2 separate regions of the Homo sapiens genome follow, and region 2 is linked to region 1. Evidence: chromatin contacts called from ENCODE Hi-C or POLR2A ChIA-PET data. All regions are on one chromosome and are shown on one strand. The core of a region is the stretch at or near the end of the contact, and the rest is flanking DNA. Distances in the headings are between cores, read along the strand shown.

Region 1 (3,482 bases), core at 99-2,598:
TCCTCTTCCTAGGCAAATCAAACTTTCCATCTTATATCTCCCATTTTGATGCTGCCCTTGATGATTCTAAAAGGATTTCCTGTTCTTATCCCATGAAAAATCAGCATTTTTCTCATTAAAGATAAAATATATATCTTTACTCTTTGGCAAGGTATGCCCTCTATATCATGCTCATCAAGATGTTTCTTGAGAGGTGTACTGGGTTCAAAATGTGTTTACCAAGTTGAGTCCAAACTCTTCTAAAGATTGGAGCCCCCAAAGAGTAGCATGCAGTGAAATTGATATCCAGTTTTTTAAAACTTTCATATGAATTGGTATGATGATCACTAGCAGATTTATTCATCCTCAATTGACTGATATTCCCAAAGACACTCTCCCAAATTTAAAATCTCCAATTCTCTTCAATTTTCCTGTAAAACAAAAGCGCTGATAACAGTAACATATATATGACCATTCAGAGCTATTATATCTACTGGTTGACAAAATAGGAGAACATTGTGAGGAACAGTGACAAAACCCTAGAAGCTGTAGAAATACCTAGGAAAAAGATTGAGGAAAAGAAGTGTTGGATGAAAATATCAGAGGTACATACAAGATGGCTTTCTCCTGAGTACCTTGAAGTCAGTATTCATTCAATACATTTTTGTTTTGGTTTGGTTTTGGTTTTCGGGTTGTTTTGTTTTGTTGTTGTTTTTGTTTTTTTTTCTGAGACAGAGTCTCATTCTGTCACCCAGACTGGAGTGCAATGGCATGGTCTCATCTCACTGCAACCTCTTCTCCCGGGTTCAAGCGATTCTCCTGCCTCAGCCTCCTGAGTAGCTGGGATTACAGGAGCCCACCACCATGCCTGGCTAATTTTTTATTTTTAGTAGAGATGGGGTTTCACTATGTTGGCCAGGCTGCTGTCAAACTCCTGACCTCAGGTGATCTGCCCACCTCGGCCTCCCAAAGTGCTGGGATTACAGGCATGAGCCACCACACCTGGCCCATTCAATAGATTTTTATGAAGCTACTAAGTCAGACATCATAGTATATGCTAGAAATACAAATACGACAGCAGAGATTATTCTAGAGATATGAGGTTTACTGATGAGCAGTTGGTGATACAAGTGATGATTTTAAAAAATAGTGGGAATGGAAAGGTTTAGCAGAGGAAATGACTAGTCAAGATTTTGTGGGCTTAAGTAAATAATGTTTGTATTTGCACAGAACCATTTTACACCTACATCCTCTTTCTAATGATGCATAATCTTATGCCAAAGCTGAGTATCAATCATTAAGATTGAAATTTCTAGACTAGACCGATATTCTCAAGGTTCTTGGCAGAATGACTCATTTGGGTATGAAACCACATACACATTAAACAATCACACTACAGAGTCCAGGGTGATAGTCTGGTATTTCTCGACATTTACAACCTTAGAAATGAGTAACTGCTGAATGGCAAGTTGCTATACATGGTAATCTGATAGAACAGTAAGGGAAAATGCACAATAATTAAAATGAATTTATGTCTATAACTTCTAGTTTAAATATCCTTTCCCATTGATATGACTGGTACTTAGAGAAAAAACTGTGTCTACTACTTTTTTATTTGATGAAATCACGTAATTGAATTTTTGATCCACCTTCTCAGAAGCTATCCATGTACACTCTCAAATTTTTCCTTTTGACAAAAATATATTTATATTTCCACTGTTTAAAAACAACTGGTGTAGAACCAATTCAACTAGAAAGAGTTTAGAAAAAAAGGAAACATGCATTCTGTAAATGTTCATAGGGCTTGTTTCACAATGAAAACTTCAGTAGGTAAATATAATCAAACAGCATCAGGAAAATTAAATTCTCTTTCACTTTGCAGCAATGCCAAGCAGTAATCTACAAAGAGGTACAGTATGGATTATAAATGGTACAACCAGCATCTTGGAAGGCAAATATTTGGATTAAAATCAGCATTGTGAACTGAACTGGTCATAAAGAAAATAAATAAACCCAATGGAGTTCAAAGAGGGTATTTAAATGCTTTTACAAACTCAGTTAGCTTTTATCTTTAAGATTCAGAAATTAATATGAATTGCTTAATAATTAAAAGTAAACATTTTTATAACATTAGAAAACTAAGGAATGTAACATTAATTACCCAGAAAGAATCTATAAACATGGAAAAATTAATGAAAAGAAAGTGCATTAGAAGTTCAGAAATCAAACTTCAGTTTTCTCTTAAGGAAAATCTCAGAGAGCACAGGAGTATAATCTATATATTTTTCCAGTTAGAGAAAGAATAGAGTTCTAGGGGGATAGGTATAATATATGGACATAGTATTTTCAGAAATGTGATGTGCTTATGTTTTTTATATTTCCTTGTGAATGTTTTTTTCCCATAGTCGGACTTGGGAATTTAGTGGAAATTAGGCGAATTTCAACAAAAACGCAGAGAAGGAAAGATATTCTAAAAGGCAGTGTGCTGACAGACAGTAGCCTTGAAAACTACATATCTGAGAGGATTTTCTAAATTCCCTTTTTTCCCATTTAAAACTTCTAGAAGCTGGCCTAGCAAGATTAATCACAGAGTTTTGTGAAAAAGAGGTTCTAGTCAAAAAGGAAGAAGGAAAATCTTGTCTGGTTGGTCCGAAGAGTTGAATGGAAGAGAAAGGGAATGGCAGATTGAGGAAGCCAGAGAGACCCTTGTGTCTAGATCTCCTCTTTCCAGGCTGAAGTCCTCATGGGAGAAGATGTGTGACATGGAATGAGATGCCCCCAAAGGCTCTCATATTTGGCTGGCCCAATAGAGCAGATCACTTGGTGGTGGAGAGTAGACCAAAAGAAGGCCTGAGTGTGGCTTCCTCCTTTAATCTGCCTCCTGTGTGTCAGAGATAGGACTCACAAGTACCTGTGTGCCCTGAGGGAGACAGGTGGAAGTAAATTGAGAGTCAGGTTGGTCTAGAGAACTCTCAAGTCAGGGCTCAGGGGCTGTGTAGCCAAATGGTTGTGAGGCTTAAGGAGGGGCTAAGTCAACAGGAAGAAAACTGTGCCCTGACCAAGTCCAGAATGTCCACACCCTGAGTTCCCCCAGCTTACACTTTCTCAGCAGATGCGAGAACACTGCACAGATGCTCCACCGCCACTTGGCCCATACAGCAGATCAGGGCCTCACTGGCTTGTGCTGCCCCACAGCACAAACCAGTGAGGCCCTAGGAGGTAACCCCTTCCTACAGCCCCTGTGATGTCAAATAAGCTGTATGCTCCCAAACTGCAAATACCATTTAGATAATGGCTGAAGAAGAGGGCCTCTAAGATACTGCTCATTTTACCAGGGACTAATACTCTAATGGATTTAGTTTTTCAAATGGGACTATATTTTAGATTTTTCCTTTTTTGTTCTCCTTACCCTGTAGGTGCACATCATGGAGACAATCTGACTGGTACAGAGAAATGAAGAGACAACATTTTCTTTCCAAATCTGAGTGGAGATGTGAGTAAAT
Region 2 (3,597 bases), core at 380-2,879, 120 kb after region 1:
TTCAAGCAATTCTCCTGCTTCAGCCTCCAGAGTAGCTGGGACTACAGCTGCATGCCACCACACGCAGCTAATTTTTGTATTTTTAGTAGAGACAGGGTGTCATCCTATTGGCGAGGCTGGTCTCAAACTCCTGACCTCAGGTGATCCACCAGCCTCGTCCTCCCAAAGTGCTGGGATTACAGGCATAAGCCACTGCAGCTGGCCTATGATACATAATTTTAAAAGCTGCCTCATTTCATAAGGAAGGCCATGTAATACATAGTTTCTGATCAGCCATCTAATTATTACTAGAAAGCAAAGTTTATAATGCCAGTCAATGTGGAATTTAAGTCTAAGTATTTTCCTAATTATATATCTCTATATATTGAAGTTAGATACTAAGGTTTCTAAAATGCCATAGGGTTATGATTAAAACTAATAACTATATTTTCTGTGACACAAGATGACTCAGGGGCTCTCAGACAATAGCTACTTTGTCTACATTAGTGGCCTCATCATTTCCATTAAATAGCTATTTACATTGTGAAAATGTATGCCGTGATATAATGGCTAGAAATGCATTTGTCTGTTAGAATAAGAAAATCTCTTCTGTAGTAGAGCACTGTCATCTTTATAATCCTAGTGAAAGTCAAATAAAATAAACAGCATCTACTTTAAATCATCTAAGCATAATGTTAGTATTCTGCTGTAACAGAAAAAGGAACTGTTGCATCAGCTATAAATCAAACACCTTCAAGATTCCCATCTGCATTTTTTCAATTTAAAACACTACATTTTACATAACATTTTGGAAACTGAAACGCCAGTTAATTAGGTTCATATGGAATCTATTTATCTAAGTGAGAATTCAAGTCGAACATATTAGAAATAATACTGTATGGGTATAAATGTAGAGATGCTGTTCTTTATTGCTGGCCTCCTCCTTTTCACAGGAGAGATTACTTCAGTAGCTACTGAACTACAGGCATTCTCACTGTTTTAAAAAAAATGCTCCATGAATATATTTTGATGATAGTTATATTCTAGTAAACAGCCTAGAAAATAGTTGTTTTCCAAAATTTAACATTGTCCAGCCAGACACATTCTTAGCAGCACCCAAGATTTTTTTCCACTAAGTGATGGAATATTTGTAAATACTGTTCATGCAGAGTTTATTGCAGCTACAATTCTTAGGAGCAAATAAAGTTTGCCTTGTAGCAAACTGTATTGCCTTGAGGCTCTCTTCTAAGGGGGAGCTTCATGACATCTTTGCCAGAATTTTCCAAGGAAAAAGGAAGTATTTTTTGGGATAGGAGATATAGGCCAACAAAGAATAAGGAGGTTTTTGCTTTTTGTGTTACATTTGCTTCCAGTTGTGGTAGAAAGTCATAGCGCCTTCCTGGAACAATATTTTATAGGACATTGGTGACATTAGATTTTCTGATAGTGTTTGAACGACTGTCCTATAAACTTTCATCAAAAGTCAACCACATTTCCTGTTTATTCATTCACTCACTCATTTATTCATTCCACAAACATTGACCCTGTTACAAGAGACAAATTAGTTAATATCCCTGCCCTGGGAGAATTCAAACTCATCTGTATTCTTTTCCTGTAATCTCTCTTAGCAGCCCAACCAGGCTTTTAAGACATTAGGAGGATAAGAAGCAGTCTCAATTTAGTCCCAACCTGTTAGATCCAACCACAAACCATGTATGTTAAGGTAGTGCTCAGTTTTACAGTCACCTTCAGGAAGCAATTCTGAGAATTAGCACTGTATAGTTTAAGAAACGTTGATTGTTTTTGATGCTTCAGTAAAATAAGCCTCAGAACTGAAACTGAGTCATGTATAAAAATTCAGGTTTTACAGTCAGAGTGCCAGGTTGATCTCACCTATAACCTATTAGCCATTTCTTCTGACACACTCAAGGTCAGGCTTTCTCCTTTCACTTAGACACTCAAACTTCAAACTAATGTGCACAGAGTCACCTGATAAAAAATATGGATTTCTGGGCCCCATAGCTTATGAAGTGAATCATAATCAAGGGTTGGGCCTAGTCACAGTCATTGGCTTTTTTATTTGCTCCAGAGACAAGTATGCACACTATCGTTTGAAATCTAGACCTAGAGAGACAACTGAGATGACCTCTTAACCCAATCATGTTAATATTTCATCCAATTTGCCTTAGATAGCTTTGTTAAAATAATCAAAAGTCTTTGGTGGCTATTTTTAAGGACTTCAATAAATATAGATCTAGCCAAATTTTTTACTTATTGCTTACTCCTGACCTACCCCAAACCTGTGCTGGATTAGTTCATGTTTCTTAACTATCACTATTACCTCCCCGCTCTAGCTTTGCTCAGCATGTTCCCTTCTTCTTGTCAACTTTTTAATCAGTCCAACCCAAATGGTCTCTCCTCCTTGAGACTTAGCCTGGTTCCCTCAAGGAGACACACTTTCTCTTTCCTTTGAGGTCATCAAACCCTTTATTTTATGATAGTGATCATATTTTACCTTATAGTTACATTTATATTTGTCATTCTCCCTTTAGACTGTAAAGTTCTAAAGTAAAGAATATCATGTCTTGCTGTAGTTGATAATATGTTCAACTGAAAAGTAGAACAATTAATGCTCTTTTCATCTTTGATGTTAGCAGAAATCATCTGTATGTTCTGCTGCGATCAAAGACTAAGCATTAACTGTTCTACATCTCAGGTGAGTATAAATTAAGTATAAATTGTGCTTTTATTTATTCCAGTCATCTCATGATCAGATATGTTGCCATTTATAGGATGTTTGTATTCCTGCTTTTCTCCAATATACTAAATATTGGTAGGTATACTCTATTACGTACTTCTCACTGTTTTTTTAATGTATAATGCTTATGAAATCTTGATATAAAGGAGAACTGTGAAAGGATTGGGAATCAGGGAATTCATGTGTTAAAATCATGCTAATATAGTTTTAGCACATTGCTTGTAACATATCTCTCAATGGAGGGTGAAAAAGAATCTATTCTTTAAAAAGTTAGTAATTAGCTTTTTTTCTAATGAATTTCAATTAAAACCCCCCTTTTGTATAAATATTGAATGAAAGTACTCTGGAAGTGATTGTTTAATGTAGAGGGAAATAAAGCAGATGACAGAATGAGTTGACGGCCCAATATAGGAAAGAATTAAGCAGAAATTATAGACTAGAAACAGGAAATGTATTAAAAGAAAAGCAAAAAGCAGTAAGAAATTGCTTAGAGGAACAGATCTACGGAAACCAATGTTTATAGATGACATTTTTAGTTCTGCACTGTTATATTAGTCATAAAAAATATTTCTCAAAATAACTGAGTTTTTCACTCTTGAATTTTCTTTATTTTTCCCTAAAATCTTAATAAATCTAAAAAATTAACAAAAGGTGTAGTTCAAAGAACTGAAAGTGTCAAGGAAGTCCTATAAATGAGACTAAGCGAAGAGACATTTTAAAAAGAAATTGGAAAAGAAAAAACAAAGTTACATTTAACTTGCTACATAAACATTTTTGATAATATTTTCTTGAGCTTCAAAGTAGATTTTTAAAATCAGTAGTTATTAAGATTTATTTATATTATAGGTAGGTAGCTGGGG

What was found. Hi-C counts contacts between places; a loop is a spot of excess contacts on that map. ChIA-PET counts read pairs that join two places held with the same protein, here RNA polymerase II (POLR2A). Pooled maps may share reads with other maps.
Region 2: a loop to region 1 is called in a pooled map, with 7 times the contacts of the local background. The contact joins two enhancer-like sites. A Hi-C loop is called at or near these places in 1 of 168 maps with a recorded cell type or tissue (PC-3) and 11 of 50 pooled maps. POLR2A ChIA-PET finds 5 or more read pairs at or near these places in 2 of 52 experiments (HepG2 and Panc1).

What each region holds. Positions count from the first base shown.
Region 1 is chr7:17,259,242-17,262,723 of GRCh38, reverse strand. LOC101927609 (a long non-coding RNA gene) reads left to right here. Exons shown (of 12, transcript XR_007060234.1): 6 at 3,396-3,472. Among named protein-coding and RNA genes, the nearest start is that of AHR, 38 kb to the left of the region's middle. Within about 2 kb of position 1,348, at least 2 of the 41 ENCODE cell types and tissues checked have a DNase peak (open chromatin) inside an H3K27ac peak, as active enhancers do; they include PC-3, where a contact is called at or near this core.
Region 2 is chr7:17,137,507-17,141,103 of GRCh38, reverse strand. All of the region lies in intron 1 of LOC107986772 (a long non-coding RNA gene), which reads right to left. It overlaps LOC101927609 (a long non-coding RNA gene), which reads left to right. Exons shown (of 12, transcript XR_007060234.1): 10 at 2,739-2,812. Among named protein-coding and RNA genes, the nearest start is that of AHR, 160 kb to the left of the region's middle. Within about 2 kb of position 1,629, at least 4 of the 41 ENCODE cell types and tissues checked have a DNase peak (open chromatin) inside an H3K27ac peak, as active enhancers do; they include PC-3, where a contact is called at or near this core.